Regions from separate parts of the Mus musculus genome. Here region 1 is linked to region 2. The links are chromatin loops, found by intact Hi-C in ENCODE. Cell type or tissue: heart. All regions are shown on one strand. Links, peaks and the distances in the headings refer to the core of each region. The heading gives the core; the rest is flanking DNA.

Evidence for each region. Peaks named below come from ENCODE experiments on the same cell type or tissue, not always from the same donor. Only the 100,000 strongest peaks of a DNase experiment are listed, where the experiment ranks them.
Region 1: a loop joins it to region 2, with 2.0 times the contacts of the local background. A loop is called at or near these places in 2 of 42 quality-filtered maps.

The regions. Positions count from the first base shown.
Region 1 is chr4:148,807,621-148,814,823 of GRCm38, forward strand. All of the region lies in intron 1 of Casz1 (castor zinc finger 1), which reads left to right. Among named protein-coding and RNA genes, the nearest start is that of Casz1, 6.8 kb to the left of the region's middle. In heart, for the core only: a CTCF peak has its summit at 4,417; a DNase peak (open chromatin) is centred at 4,551; H3K4me3 peaks cover 831 bases; H3K27ac peaks cover 2,642 bases; H3K27me3 peaks cover 2,609 bases.
Region 2 is chr4:148,956,869-148,964,071 of GRCm38, forward strand. Pex14 (peroxisomal biogenesis factor 14) reads right to left here. Exons shown (of 9, transcript NM_019781.3): 8 at 6,574-6,665; 9 at 3,667-4,926. The coding sequence ends at 4,473. Gm17029 (a long non-coding RNA gene) reads left to right here and starts at 3,296. Exons shown (of 3, transcript XR_003955167.1): 1 at 3,296-3,554. In heart, for the core only: CTCF peaks have their summits at 3,282 and 5,172 (motif pointing right); a DNase peak (open chromatin) is centred at 3,353; H3K4me3 peaks cover 1,447 bases; H3K27ac peaks cover 3,787 bases.

The DNA of each region.
Region 1 (7,203 bases), core at 1,939-5,938, 150 kb before region 2:
CCGGGGGACTCCCGCTTCGTGGCAAGTACAGCTTATTATGGCTAACAGAAAGAGAAGGCTTTGATCCCCAAGTTGCGTCACCATTTAAAGCAGGATCATCTCACCACCGAGCCCTCCCCCCCCCCATCATAGAAGAGCAAAATTCTTTCAAGATCAAAGGGGCCAATCTGAAAAAAAAAAAACTATTGTTTAAAAAAATAGGAAAGTCTGTTACATAGGCGCCTCCCCCTTTATATCTGCTCCCCTTGTGCTTAATGATTTTTTTTGAATAAGAAAAACAAAACGCAACCCATCTCTCATTCTTATTAATAGTTTATCTTGCCCCCCCCTTAATTTAAAAAGAAGTTCAAAGTTAGATTTCTCTGCCTGTGGGGGTTGAGGTATATTTACTTTCTTTGAGATCCTGACCATCTGTTTTTGGGAATTTCGCCTCTGGGAAGAAGGAAAAGGTTTTCAGTCAAAGCTAATAGGATACTGCAATTTTCCCTCTTTTGGGAAGTTGTCACCCCAAAATTTTAACTCCTAGCTTTTTTCTTGCTTTTTGAGAGTATTACTGACCTGTGGTTGGTGTTTAAAAGTATATCAACTTTTTCTCCTTCTCAGTTTAGGGTGTGTGTGTGTGTGTGTGTGTGTGTGTGTGTGTGTGGTGGTCATGGTTAGGGGGAGTCAGTGAATTAAGAAAATAAGGCAGAAAAAAAAACCATCTTGATTGGTGACATCCTGAAAAAAAAATGCAAACCTTCTCTAGCTCCAATATTTATCACGCTGACAGATATGATACAAAGCGATTGCATTTCGTAATGATCCTTAGGGACTAAGTTGTAGGTAAAACCATTTAATGCATTTTTAATATTAAAATAAGACCCAGGCTCCATTTTCTTGGAGGTAGGGGGAATGGAGGTCCCCTACAGAGTTTGTGCTTTTGGAATAGGCTGGTTAGCTTTTTCAACTGCAGCCCCCCCTTACATTTCCATTTACTTTGGGGGGGGGCATGAACCACACACAGGGCATTTGACTTTCATAAATAAATTTATATCTGGCCAGAAGGCCCAATACTAAATAAGAGCTCACTTAAAAAAAAAAAAAAAAAACACCAAGACTTTACCCCTGCTAGGAGAAAACAAACAAGCAATACATGCCCCCCCCCCCAAGTCTTATTTTGCAGGCGGGTGGAGCCCTTGTTGCTTTTCAGCTCACGGGAGAGGGGAGGGGGAAGCCAACCCTGCTATTTCCCTCTTTGCTATATTTTAAATTTTTGTTTGATTTGGATTGCAAACAGAGCAGAGGCTTAGGGGTAAAAAGAGCACTGTGGCTTTAAACTCAGGAGTTTGCATATTCTCCTTGTATCTTTCCCCTTTGCTAATTATTGTGTTGTTTTCAGAGCAAATATGTCATATCCATGGCGACCGGGCAGGTTTATTGTCTTTCTGAAGCAATAGCTCACATAAGTAATTAATGACTTTCTTTTTTTTCCTCTGGCTTAGGTTAAACAGATCATTCAAGGAAAGTCATCTCTCTCTCTCTCTCTCTCTCTCTCTCTCTCTCTCCTCTCTCTTGTTTGTCTTTTTTTCTTTTTTCTTTTTTTTTTTTAAAGCTCAGTAACATAAGAACATGAGTTAGAACAAGAAAATACTTTTAGCTAAAAAGTCAACAGTTTATTTTGCTCAGCTTTTTTCCTTTAGAAGCTGAAATGTCAGCTTCAGACCTGGGCACTGCCATCTCCCACCCCTGCGTAGAGCAATCCCTGCGTGGGCTGGCAGCCTCCTGAAGGTTGTACACAGGGAGGCCTGGAGGTGTGAGCACTGGGGGTGGGGGCTGAGGACATTTGCTTTTGAGGCTTGGGGGGGGGGATAGCAGTCCAAAATGAGTATTTTTTCCTGTATTTAGCAAAATTTAATTAAATTGTTTACAGGAAAGAATTAATGACTTGGTAGTGATGTGCTCACACCGGGCTAGCTGCCTTCTTTTTTTCCCTCAGTCTGGCTAATTAGAAGGACCAAGTTTTCTCTTCCTGTCCACCTTCAGCATCCTCTGGCACTCTTAAGCACTTTCTCTTAAGCACTTTTTTACTGTAAAAGTAGGTTTTGGAATCTTTTCTGGTTATTTTTCCAACATGATGGTAGAGTTTGGGTTTTTCTTTCTCGCCCCCCCCCACCTCCCCCTCTTTCTTTCTTTCTCCTTTAGACTTCCAACTTGAAGCTGGTTCCTTCTCAGGAATCAACAGCTCTGACTGATTGGAACTCAGATACAGTAACTTTGTTTTCCTTGGTGGGGGGAGAGGGCCCTTTCAGCGTGTGATTGCCTGATGACAAAGCTCCCTAAGGCACACTGTGACAGTGTGAGGAAGGTGGAGACCGTCCTTTCTCTTTCTTCATCAGTCACCTTGTATATTCTGCCGGTTTTAAATGGACCTTCCTCTGCTAGAGAGAAGCCTTATGATGTCAGCTTTTAACTTTAGAAATGTGTTAGGTTTTCTACGTGCCAGCTGCTCTTTCGCCCTCCCCACTAACATTAAGCACACTGACACCGGCTTCCCCACCTCTTTTAAAGATTTCATAGAGAGCCAAGGTTTTGCGTGTGCCCTTCAGAAGCGGGGGTGGGGGGTGGGGGTGGGGGGACGGAGAGGGAGACGTTTGTGTTGTCCTCAGACACATTCTAAAGAACATTTGCCTCCTTCTGAACTAGTGCAGAAAGACTGGGAGTCGATGGGAAGGGTCTTTAGCTTTTGGCATTGACAATAAAAATCTAAAGAAGAGAGATTTATTTGGCATCTGGCTTCTGAAGAAGAAGAAGAGAAGGCAAGTCTGATGCGGGGACTCCAGTAGAGCTATAATTGAGCCCGTAACCTCTTGATGTCTATATCAGAGAAACAGGCATGAGCAGAGGGAGCGGGCTGAGGCAAACAGGCCTTGCTAGAGGAGCTGGGGCTGAGGCACAGGGAGAGGGAGATAGATTTAATTTATAGACATTTTAAAAACTGTAATTTCATTAGGATCTGCTCTTCCTTTTCTCTGAAGGGCAGCCCGGCAGACCGATAAGGCCAGTCAGTCCCTCTGCCCGGGATTCGAGTGTGTTTCCTGGGCGCAAGGCTCCGTGTCCTTGCCAGCTCTGAACTCTGCTTGGTTGCTTCTCTGCCCCACTGGCTGCTGCCTTCCTCCACTTCACATGAAACCCCCCGAGTAGCTAAAAGTTAGGCATGGCCCTGGCTGCCCTGGATCTCCCCTCTGGTCTTCAGAGATCAGGTCTGTCTACAGCCTGGGTAGTGTCATCTGTGTGCCTTCCATCTGTCACCCGGCTGCCTGTGGTTCCAGTGGCAAGGGTCCACTGGAGGCAGAGAGACAGCCCCCGTCTCGTTACCCCCTCAAGTTCACCAAGTTGAGTTGCTTTGGTTCTGAGGCCACAGCTTGCAGGGGGTCTGGGGGGGGGGTGCGACTAAAGCCTGCCGTAAATTTTGCGAAGATTAATCAACCGTTTAAGAACTGAATGTTAACGAGGTTTTTGCAGGCCAGCTGCCCCCTACTCCTGTCCAAAGTCCAGCAGAGTGAGGGGTGGCCTGCCCTAAGAGAGATTCCTCTAAAATCATAATAATTGTAGACAACTAGAGAGAAGCCAGAGAAAGATGAACTAAAGCGCATGAATCCTCAAGTGCCCTTCGTCCAGGTTGCTCGGATCCCCCACCCCCACCCCCTAACTTTAGTCCGGATTTGTCTTGTGTGTCTTCTGTGGAGAAGACATGTAGAGAAAGAAAAGCAAGTGTGTGTGTGTGTGTGGGGGGGGGGGGTGTATAGAGGGAGAAAAGGAGAGAGAGAGGAGAAAGAGAGAGAAAGGCTCATAGCTCCTTCGGAACTCATTATCATTCTTAATAAGTCTTAAGGAATACAGAAGAGCATTGAGTGTAAATGCTGGGTAATTCCTAACACTTCTCAAGGTGAGAGGAGTCTTGAGGACACAGAGGAAAGAGACGGCGGCAGGGGAGGGAATCTGAGGGGAGAGTAGAAGCCCAGTCCTCAGGAGGTTCCTCACGAGGCCTGGAGGTTGGGCTTAGGGTACCCCAAGATATCAGAGGTGGGAGGGGTGGTCTGCGTGGACACAAAGAGAATCTTCAATATAAGCTCTTCTGTTTTTTGAGGCGGGGAGAACAGGGATAATGAGGCCTGCTCTGTCTTGCTTGGAAGGTGTCGGGGTGGGGGCACAGGCCTTGGCTTCCTCCTGGGCTGTATCTGCTGTATCCCTAATACTCAGGCCTCAGGCTCCCAGAGGAAGTCCAGGCTGGGGTGGGGTGGGGTGGGGGAAGCATTGGCAGCAGGGGCTTGTCTTGTTCTGTACCCCTGCTTCCAGTTCCTCAGAATTCCCTAGCAGTAGCTGTTCTAGGGAGCCGGAAGGACTGAGTGGTGGCCAGAGGATCAACTCTGGACACTAGGTGGCTTAGAGGATCTGTGAGGCTTCTCCAAGCAGGGGAGCTGGCTGCCGGCCGGCTTTCCCTCTCCTCTCAGCTGGTGGGCTCCACTGTGCAATCGCTCTGCCCGCTCGCTCGCTGCCAGGCAGCCCTGATGACAGGCAGGAGGGCAGTGGGCACCAGCCCAGGGGCACAGCCCAGCTCATGGGTCTGGCTACGCTCTGCTCAGTTCCCCGGGCACAGCAAGGATAAAGCAGGGCAGCTTCCAAAGGAAGTCGCCAGCTAGAGACACAGAAGGAAGAACAGATTCTAGTCCATGTCCTCACTCCTGCCTTAGTCTCCAGGCACCCCGAGCTTGGGATGGCTGAGTTGTGCACGGCCCTTATTGAGACTGCTCTTTAAAAAAAAAAAAAAAAAAACAAAAAACCTCATAATCATAAATATCACTTATACTTTGAGGGGTCTCTCAGATCTTATAAACCCAGACTAAGAGCCCTCCAGAGCCCTTTGCTCCATTATGCTGCTTTCTAGTTCTTAGGGAAGGAGGCAGAATGGTCCTCCCAATGGCTCCCACCTGCTTGCCTCGGCCCGGGCCCCCGGGACAGGAGAATGCTTCAAGCTGTCACAAGGGGGACCCTGTAGGTGAAGCCTGGCCAACAGGCAGGTTATCCTTTGTGGAACCAACCTGCACTTGCTCAGGCAGATGCCCCAGGACGCACCAGGAGCAGCTTTTTCTGTTTATCCTCCTTGGGCTTCCTAGGCATTGCAGAAGGGTCTTAGCCAAGGTCATGTGCCAACTGTGGATGGTTTACTCTGGGGAGAGAGGTGGGTCTGACAGCGAGCACAATAAAGGTTTGACTTCTCATAATGTGTTTTAAAGAATTAAAAAAAAAATCTCTCTTTCTCTGGAAACTCCCGGGGAGCTTATAGAGCGAGCGTGGGAGTTTGAGGTGAAGCTGGTGACTGAGCTGGCGTGAAGTCCACAGGGAGCAGGTTGGGTTAATGGTGGGTAGATTCTGCCTTTCTGTTGTTTAAGAGCACTAATGGCCAAATTGCATGCCCTTCTCGCGCCTTGCTGACGAGAGATTTACTGAAAGGAAGCTGCGCTGTGTCTCCGATGCTAGGTGGGTATATGTGTAAAGTGTGTGTGTGTGTGTGTGTGTGTGTGTTTATGTAGTGTGTGTATTGTGTGGTATGTATATGTGTGTATGTGGTATGTATATATGGTGTGTGTGTGGTGTATATATGGTGTGTGTGGTATGTGTGTGTATGGTGTGTGTGTGGTATATGTGTGTATATGTGTGGTATGTGTGTGTATGTGTGTTTGTTTGTGGTGTGTGTGTATAAATGAGAAGAAGGGGTGGGGAATGCGCTCTGCCAGGCCTGGCACCCTTCCCCAGCACTAATTGCTGGCAGGATACCCACAGGGGCTGTGCCAGCTTCTCAGCCGCCCCCCTCGCCCCAGGGAGCTCAGCTGTGCAGTTTGCTATGTGAGGGCCATTTCCGGGCCCACTAGTCCTGGGGTTCTTTGGGAATTTCAGAAAAATCCGATTCTTGGGGAGATGGTGGGTCACCATCACACCTGCATCTTTGGCTGAAGAGAGAGAAGAGTGAGGTCCCCGGGCTCAGACTGTCAACTTCCCTGTCGTTCTGTGCTCCGAGTCTCCGCGTCCACTTAGGGTCTCGTGAAGTGTTAAGCATCGAGAGAGTCTGTTCCCGTTCTGGCCGGATTCCACATTACTGTGACCTTGAGTGAATCATTTGATCTCTTTGGGCCTCAGTTTCCTGTCTTGTCAAATAGTCTTTGACAGTACTGCCTCCCTAGTCTTGACAGTCAGCCGGGTTCCTAGCTGTGAGTGTCCTTTGAAAGTAATTAAATGTAATGAAGAATTTATCATGGTCATGTTGTCAAGTGAAGGATGTCCCCAATGTCAGATGAGCCAGTTTTATGTAATCTGGTATGTGTCTCTAAGGGGACCCCTGTTGAGTTCTAGTCCACAAAGGGCCTGGATATAGACTGTGGTACTGAGGCTGCCTGTTAGATTCTGGTTGGTTCTCTTACTAGGGCCTTGGGGTTGCTTTTCTAGTCATATAGGAGATTCCACTGAAGGTTTGGGGTGGGCCTTGTTGTTTCAGCCTGTGGCGTCCCTGGTCACTGTGAGGAGTCAGAGTCATGTGTATTTTTCAGCTGGCAAGACTGGGGGCCAGAGTCACGTGATTTTACATCAATGACTTACCTAGCCTGTTCTCATCTGTGAAAGGGGGAAATCTGCCCACTGTGTATCTAGTGCTAAGAACTCACTGTTTGTAGGATGACGGATGGTTGGTTGGAAATCTGAACTTTCTCTCACTTCTCTGGATATTTTGGACAGGGTCAGGAGGCCCAGTGTGTCTTCCTAAGCTGGGACCAGGATCGTTAGTTTCTGCTTCCCATCGCGGTGGAACTGGGTGAGGGCCGATTGCGACAGGACACGGGAGACGGGAGGCTAGGGCAGGCTTAGGAACTGGCCCGAGGACCTGTGGACTCCGCTCTCCCTGTGGCTTGTCCTTGAGAAAATGGGACTGTGCTGTGCTGAATGCAGACCCGGCTTTTCCTGCTTGGGCAGATTAATGTCTGGTGTTTGCATGTTCTGTAAAATGGGACTGGGATTCCCTTTCTGTTCACGGAGTTGTCCTGAGGGCCAGGAGGGTGTGTCCGCTGAGGTTGCACCTGGAGCTTTGGACCACAGCAGGTCCTCAGCGTAGATTTCCTACCTGCCCTTGAGTGGGCCTGCTGAGCAGTACTCCAGTCCTAGGAGGAAAGGCCA
Region 2 (7,203 bases), core at 1,232-5,231:
AGGATGGTGGTGGGGAATACACAGTACTAAGACAGTGCCCTATCCAGTGTCTATTCACTGTCATGAGAGGTGGCTCCAGCTCCACAGGTGGCTTTGGCCTAGAGCCAGGACACAGGGACAAACATCCTGCTAAGGACAGGTCGGGTCTCCAAGAAGCAAGGCCCCCAGGATGCTGGGATCTGAAGACCCTGCAGAAGGGGGGCCCCTACGCCATCCTTTCTGGCAAGTGCTGTCCCAACCTGGGGCCAAGCTGAAAGAACAGGACTTCCACGGGGTGGAGGGCAGCTGCTTGGCCTCAGTGGGAATCACATGACTAAAAGGAGACCACCCCCCCCCACACACACACACACACACTCCTCCGCCAAACCTGCCTGCCTCAAAACTTGCAGCTTTTAGCTTTGCCTGAGCCTTTAGAGGCCAACTGCTCTACCCTGAATCTATACAGGTCCCTTGCCAAGAGCCCTGGAGAGGATGCCACAGTCAGGGCTACAGGTTAGCCAGGCGTCAAGCCACATACACACCCAAGTTACAGTAGCTTTAGTTAGGGTGTATGGAGGCCAGAGGAATATCTTGGCTGCTAAAGCACCTCCGCTGCAAGTACAAAGACCCGAGTCTGATCAACAGAACCTGCATACAAATGCTGGGCTTGGTGTCACACACCTGTAACCCAGGGCTGGGGAGGCAGAAACTGCTGACTGCTAGGGCTGGTGGCCAGCCGGTGAGCTGCAGGCCAAGGAGAGATGTCTCAGAGGAGGCGGACAGTACCCCTGAGGATGAGCCCGGAGGCTGTCTTTGGCCTCTGTGTGCACCTTCGTGGGCATGCACACACATAGAGAGCAAAGCACAGTTTAACCAGAAGCAGCCACCAAGCCACGGCAAGGGCAACAGCCCCGTGCCAGTGTGCCAGGTCGCAGTGGGGGTGGGGATGGACACTAGTGTGTTCTATGAATTCCCTGCTTAACTTTTCAATGTAGGGTGGGCTCGCTGGCTGTACGTCAAGGAGCGGCTGCACAGAAAGCCACGTCCACTGCTCTGTTTATGTGGGCTTTCTTCTCTATATCCTTTTGTTTTTCGAGACAGGGTTTCTCTGTGTAGCCCTGGCTGTCCCGGAACTCACTCTGTAGACCAGGCTGGCCTCAGCCTCCCAAGTGCTGGGATTAAAGGCGTGCACCACCACTGCCCAGCTTCTCTTTATCCTTTAAGGGTCTCTCTAGAGCTGGCTCCAACAGTCCTTGCTGTGGTGGCCCCTCAGGCAGCTGGACCATGCTACCGGACTCAACATCCCTAGCCCTTTAAAGTCTTTCCAGGTCTCACCACACAGCCAGAGGCAGCTCTAGGGATCTTAACCTCTTATGGGAGGACACCAACCTTAAAGCCTCCAATGAAAGCAAACTGAAGATTTGGTCATCATACAGGTAAGTCCCCCACAATGCAGGCTGAGCTCTCAGACTCATTTTGATGAAGAGTCTTAGGGTTATGCTCTGGGGCTGAGCTGTGCAGGCAGGGCTGTAGAAACAGCCCGCCTCCATGGCCGTATGTAATGTGTGCAGTAGCACAGGCATGAAGCAACCCTGAACTCAGCATGCTCCTGAGGTGACTATACAGTCTGTCTGTCTCTTCCTTCCCTGGGCTCCGAGCCAGTGTCTTCTCAAGTCTGGTTGGGTCCCAGAGTAAGTAGAGGGTATGAGGACCCCAGAGGACAGCCAGAGGCTGTTCTTCTATCAATGGGCAAGTTAGTCAGCACCAGGAGGGTTGCACTGTATACAAGATGAGCGAGCGAGACACATCACTAAACGAGTCTTAACTCAGTCGTCCGGGCAGAAGGTCCCTCTCTTCCCTCCCAAGTCACAAGTTTTTCCTAAATATATGTACCTATGCACACATACAACAGAGAAGCCTGATAGTTGAGACACAAACTTAGCAGTCCCTGGGCAACCCTTTTCCCTACCAACAGTACCCACGAAGCCCAAAGCAGGCTCCACACAAGCTCCAGATGTCCTCAAACCCCGCACTGCTTCCTCTTTGGGTGGCACCCCCCAATCTGGCCTTTCTGCCCTGCCCAAGGTAGTTCCAATGAGTCACCCGGTTCTGGGGGAGGCCTGAGTCTGAGGAGAGCTCATACAGGGGGGTCAAGACAGCTGGGCATGGCCTCCAAACACTGGGGTTCATCGTCTCCCAAACGACACTTTATAAAAAGACATCGTAATTGAGTTTGATAGTGCACTCCCTTCCAGAAAGGGCCTGACGGGCGGGCGCTGCCTGCTGCTCACTTCTGCCCCATTCCAAATATTTTTACCTTATTTGGATGAAATGCATTATTTTTCTAATGAAAGGCTTTTTTTTCAAAGGGCTGTTTCCCCCGTCCAGCAGCCGACTTTATTAGGCAGCCCTCACGCAGTTTTGGGGAGGGGCTTTCCTTTCCCTGAAGTCAAGCCAGAGTCCGTCCTCAAAAGCTGAACTCAGGTTTCTGTCCCTTCTCTTCTGAGCTTGAGCCCAGAACCTTCCAAGCTGGTAACGCCCAGGTGGGGAAGGCTCAGGGGCACAGACCTCCTCCAGGCCCAGCTCCTATGTCCCTAAGAAGCACAACATGACAGCACTTAGCACTCGCTGCCCCAGACCCCACTCTGGCTTCATTTCTGCCCCAGGGTCTCTGGCCCTCTAGACTTTTCTGGTTCTTTTTAGAAGGGACCTCAGAAGTTACAGCAGTACAGATGGTTACCGTACCAAAGACGGTAGCAACAGTGTTCCCTGGTGATCCACTCACTAGAGGGCACGGTCCGGCCCTCTGATGGCTCAGGTCTACACCCTGCCTGACACTGGGACTCCTTGAGGTTCCTGGGGGAGCAAGGTCTCCCAGCCATGTAGGCTGGTCATTCCAGGAGTGAGGAAACATGGTTTCCTTGGGGACGTCAGGGGGCAGGGACAGGAAAAAGAATGATGGCAGGGAAGCGCCTGTCAGGGTGCTGCCTCTCTCTAGGACGAGGAGGCTAGAGATGCAGACCTAGGATTCATGGGAGATGATACAGGAAGACCTGAGACAGAGAAAGGGGGGTGTGTGGGGGGAAGATATCTTCTGGGACAAAGCGGCCCACGGTCACCCCCTCAGCCATGCTGGTGTGTAGGTCTCCCCTCCTTTCCCAGACAGTGAGAGGCAGAGGCCATTGGAGCCTCTGGAGGGGCAGCAGTGGCCTCTACCAGGCACTCTCCACTTCCCAGGCCCCCATCCGCATGAGGCGCATGACCGGAAACTCCATGGCTCCAGGCATGGCCAGCCCTGGTGGACAGAGTAGAGACTGTCCCTTGGAAGGCACTCCTCCTGCCCCCCAGCTTTCTGGTCACAGCTCAGCACGCTGTGAAGGTTAAAGGGAGACAGGGCGGGCTTGAGCGACTCGGCAGAGTAGACAGGCTCCTGGGGAATGTGCATCCATTTAAGGAAGGCAGCTCATCCTGCAGCACCAGGTCTATATACAGTAACGAGTCCCTTCCCTCCTGCTCTCGGGGGAATGTCGCCCTCCACAGACACCAGCGCGAGGAAGGAGCCCCTCCAGTTGTAGGTGAGTGCCTCCGACAGGTCCCTCAGGGCCCAGCTCTGGTAGTTACCTGGTGGAGCTTTAGCTGAGACCCACCTCCGAGGCACGGGCTAGCAGACGAGGTCAGAGCCAGGAATTAAATATGGCAACTCGTATTTATTACAATTATGTACAGTCATATCTTATATTCTGAAATCTATACATGATCACATAAATGAACATGTGTTTCTCAGTGGGAAGGTCAGACATGGCTGTTGGTCAGGAAGGCCCTGCTGCCTGGCTCCACCAGGAGGGAGAAGCACGCCTCACCACCGAGGAGCTAAACCACGACACAGCAAGCGAGACGTCTTGTGTGATACAGAGGACAGCAGGGCAGGTGGGGTGGGGACAGGTGCCCAAGAGCAGCATCTGTCAGCCAGGACTTTGGAAGGCTGGGTCCTAGGAGGCCCGCAAGATGAAGAGCAGGCCCAGGGCCCTGGCTTTTGGAACAGGCAAAGAAGAAGCCACAAGCCAGGCCAGGGCACAGTGGGAGAGACAGCAAGACCACAGGGGCCATAGTTTCCCTGCACTGAGGTGACAGAGGCAGGAGATGACATGAGCTCTGGCCATGCATGGTGCCAGGTGGTCAAGATACTCGGAGGATACACCTTGACAAGACACCTGTCAGGGAGGGGGCGAGGCAGCAGGGGCGTTGAGTGCAGAGCTCCTGAGTTCTCTGCCTGGCTTGTGGACAGCCAGAGCCGCTGGGGCTGGCTGGGGCTGGCTGGGGCTGGGCCGTGTTTGGGAGGCTGGTGAACAGAAATGCAGCCCACACTGCTGCGCTGAAGGGCAGCCCCACCCCTACCTGGGCTTCCGCCCAGTCGTGGAGGCAGAGCCGCAGCCCTTGCCCACCTGCCTCTGATGTCCCGGGGCACTGGGAAGGCGGGCAGCCAAGTGCCAGCCCTAGTCTCGCTCAGTCTCATTGCTGGCACCTTCCGGCCGCCGCAGCTTCTCTACCTGCTCATTGATCTGCCCATCGCCGCCCCGTCGGTCCTCCCTCTGCACCCCAAGGACGTCCTCCTCATCCACATGGCTGACGTCATCATCCTCATCGTCCTCATCCTCCTTGTCCTCCCTCTTCTCCTCCTCACCCTGCACCTCCATCCTCACCTGGCCCTTGACATCTAGCACCCCTTCACCCTCTTCCTGGGGACCCAGCAGGTGGTATGTGGCCGTGGAGCCCTCCGGGCTGTGGCTGTCCTTCCCAGGAGAGGATGACGTAGACTCGTTGCTGACAGGGGAGATGTCACTGCTGCTGTGGTGGTTGACAGCCGCAGGGCTGGAGGGTGATGAAGACTTCACTGGGATCTGCCAGGAGGGGATCTTCGGGGCCGACGGGGAAGGAGGGAACTGTCTCCTAGCAGTGGACAAGGAAAAAGAAAAGCAGGTAGAGGTTGGTGACAGCACCTGGCTCCAGTGCCACACATCCCCTTGGTCCCTGATCCCTGAACACTCAAGCGATGGCAGCAGTTTCTCCAGGGTCACGAGGCAGGGCCCACTGGAGGCCCCATCAGCCAAGCTAGTGTGTCTACCAGAAGTGTTCAGTGCTGCCCGATGCCCTAACGCAGCCTCGCCCACCCCAGGGCAGGACCTACCCACCTTGGCAACTGTTGGTCTGCCAGCAGGGGGCCCAACACGCTCTGGAGTTGCCCCACCCACATTCAATATTGTCCCTACTCCTCTCCTGTGGCCAGATGGGGACAAGGAGGCAAAAGAGGACCAAGGCTGGGAACCCGGGAGCCCCTGGCTAATGTGCCCATAATCTCAGCCAAGGACAGCAGTGGGGAACCCTGGCTACTGTCATTCAGACCTCTGAGCCCAAACTTTGACCAAGCAAAAGCCAGCTCTGCTGGGCCCTCAGCCAGCAGCCAGCCAGACTGAAGCCCATTCCAGGACAGACCTGGGAAGTTGGGTCAACATGGTCATGGCTCAGAAGTGCAGCTCTATAACATGAAGTCCTGTTTCTGCAAAGGCCAAGAGGACAAGTCCTGTTCCTGCCCAGGGCTGTGCCACCTACCAGCACTGGTCACACAGTCAGCCTTCAACCCCAGAGCCCACCCGGTGGCACACGCACATCCGGGCCTGCACCACACACACACAAGCAGCTCAGTTTGCGGTTTCCTTGGTTTCAGGGTCACCTGATGGCCTGCATCTGTCCCCTAACCACAGAGGCACCTGTCTTCTAGGTTTGGAAGGCCAAAGACTTCTAAGGACAGACAATCTGCATGCCCTGCCTGACTGGCCACATCTGTTGTGGAGACACCCCCCCTCACCTTAGGAAGTGTGCCCCTCCAGCCTGGGCTCCTCAGAGCATGCCGTACCCCATCCTTGCTGCTCCCACAAAGCCCACCTTGGCTGTGGAGGCCTTGCCTCACAGCTTCTAAGCCCCTGGCCTAGCAGACACTCATGCTTCCAGGTAGAGCCCGCTTGCGTGCACTCAGGCCGACTGGCTGCGCACTCCAGCTTTCTGGACAGAGGTTTCCAGGACACTCCGCTTTCAGCTTTAAAGTCTGCTTGCTCCTCAACCAGGTCAGCACTACGAACACTGTGCTGTCATTCCAGGGAGCACCAGGAAGCTTCCGGGGAGGCAGAGCTGGTCTGCTGATGCGGCTCTCACACCCTGTAGGCCTCAGTGTAATGTTGTCTGAGACAAGGCTGCCTGGAAAGAGTGGCCACCTCCAGGTGCACTGTGACAGTAGGTGTCATGTACCAGACAATTCTCTGCCTGGAGGCCCTGTCTCTGCCCCACTGCTGACCTCTCAGACAAACATTTTTTTCTTTTCCTTTTTTTAATGCAATACTATGGATGATATCTATCCCCTTGGTGTGGGAGCGCTGGCTCCTTAGGAGGGGAGACAGGAGTGCCTAAGGTTCGCCTCAAGATCTTCATCTTCCAGCTCAGTGAGGGGTCCCGTCCCTCCCGGGATTGTTGTGCCAGCCCACAAGACCCCTACACCACCAGGTTGACCTTCAATAAGCGAGAGCTCTCAGCTTCCTTTCCTACCGATTCAAAAGAAGTCCTTTCAAGGAGTTGATTTCCGACTTGAGCTCATTAATATTCTGGGACTCCAGGATCCAGTTGGTTGATGTGGTGGCCTATAGGTCAGAAGACAGATAACACAGGTCACAGTGGTGCCTGGTGCCAGCCTGTGTCTGGGGTCGGGGGATTTAGAAGGGCCCTCGTTGGGGCAATAGCTGCAAGCCGCTCTGTATACACTCTGCATTGTCACGCCTGCCTGTGACAAAACCCTACAACAACAGTCCCCAACCTCTGACTGCTGGTGGTGCTAAGAAGTCATTCAGTGTTCTTTGGTGGCACTACAGCACCCATGTGTAAAATAACAAAGAAGCCCTTCTGTTTCCCACTGACACTGAAGGTTTGTAGTGGTGGCAGGTGACATTATGCTGGGACAGCGGGAGGGGCTGCTCTAGCCATGAGAATCTTCCACTTCTGCTTAATGTTTGAAACATCCATTAAAACAACCACCAACAGACATAAGCCACCTCACAATAACCCTTCCTGAAACCACACCTCCCCAAAGAAATCAGCGCTAGTCAGGGCAGCAGTCCAGAAGTGGCCCGGGGAAGGCCTAAACACCCACTAGCTTCCCAGTCCTGCCTTGAAGCAGGCCAA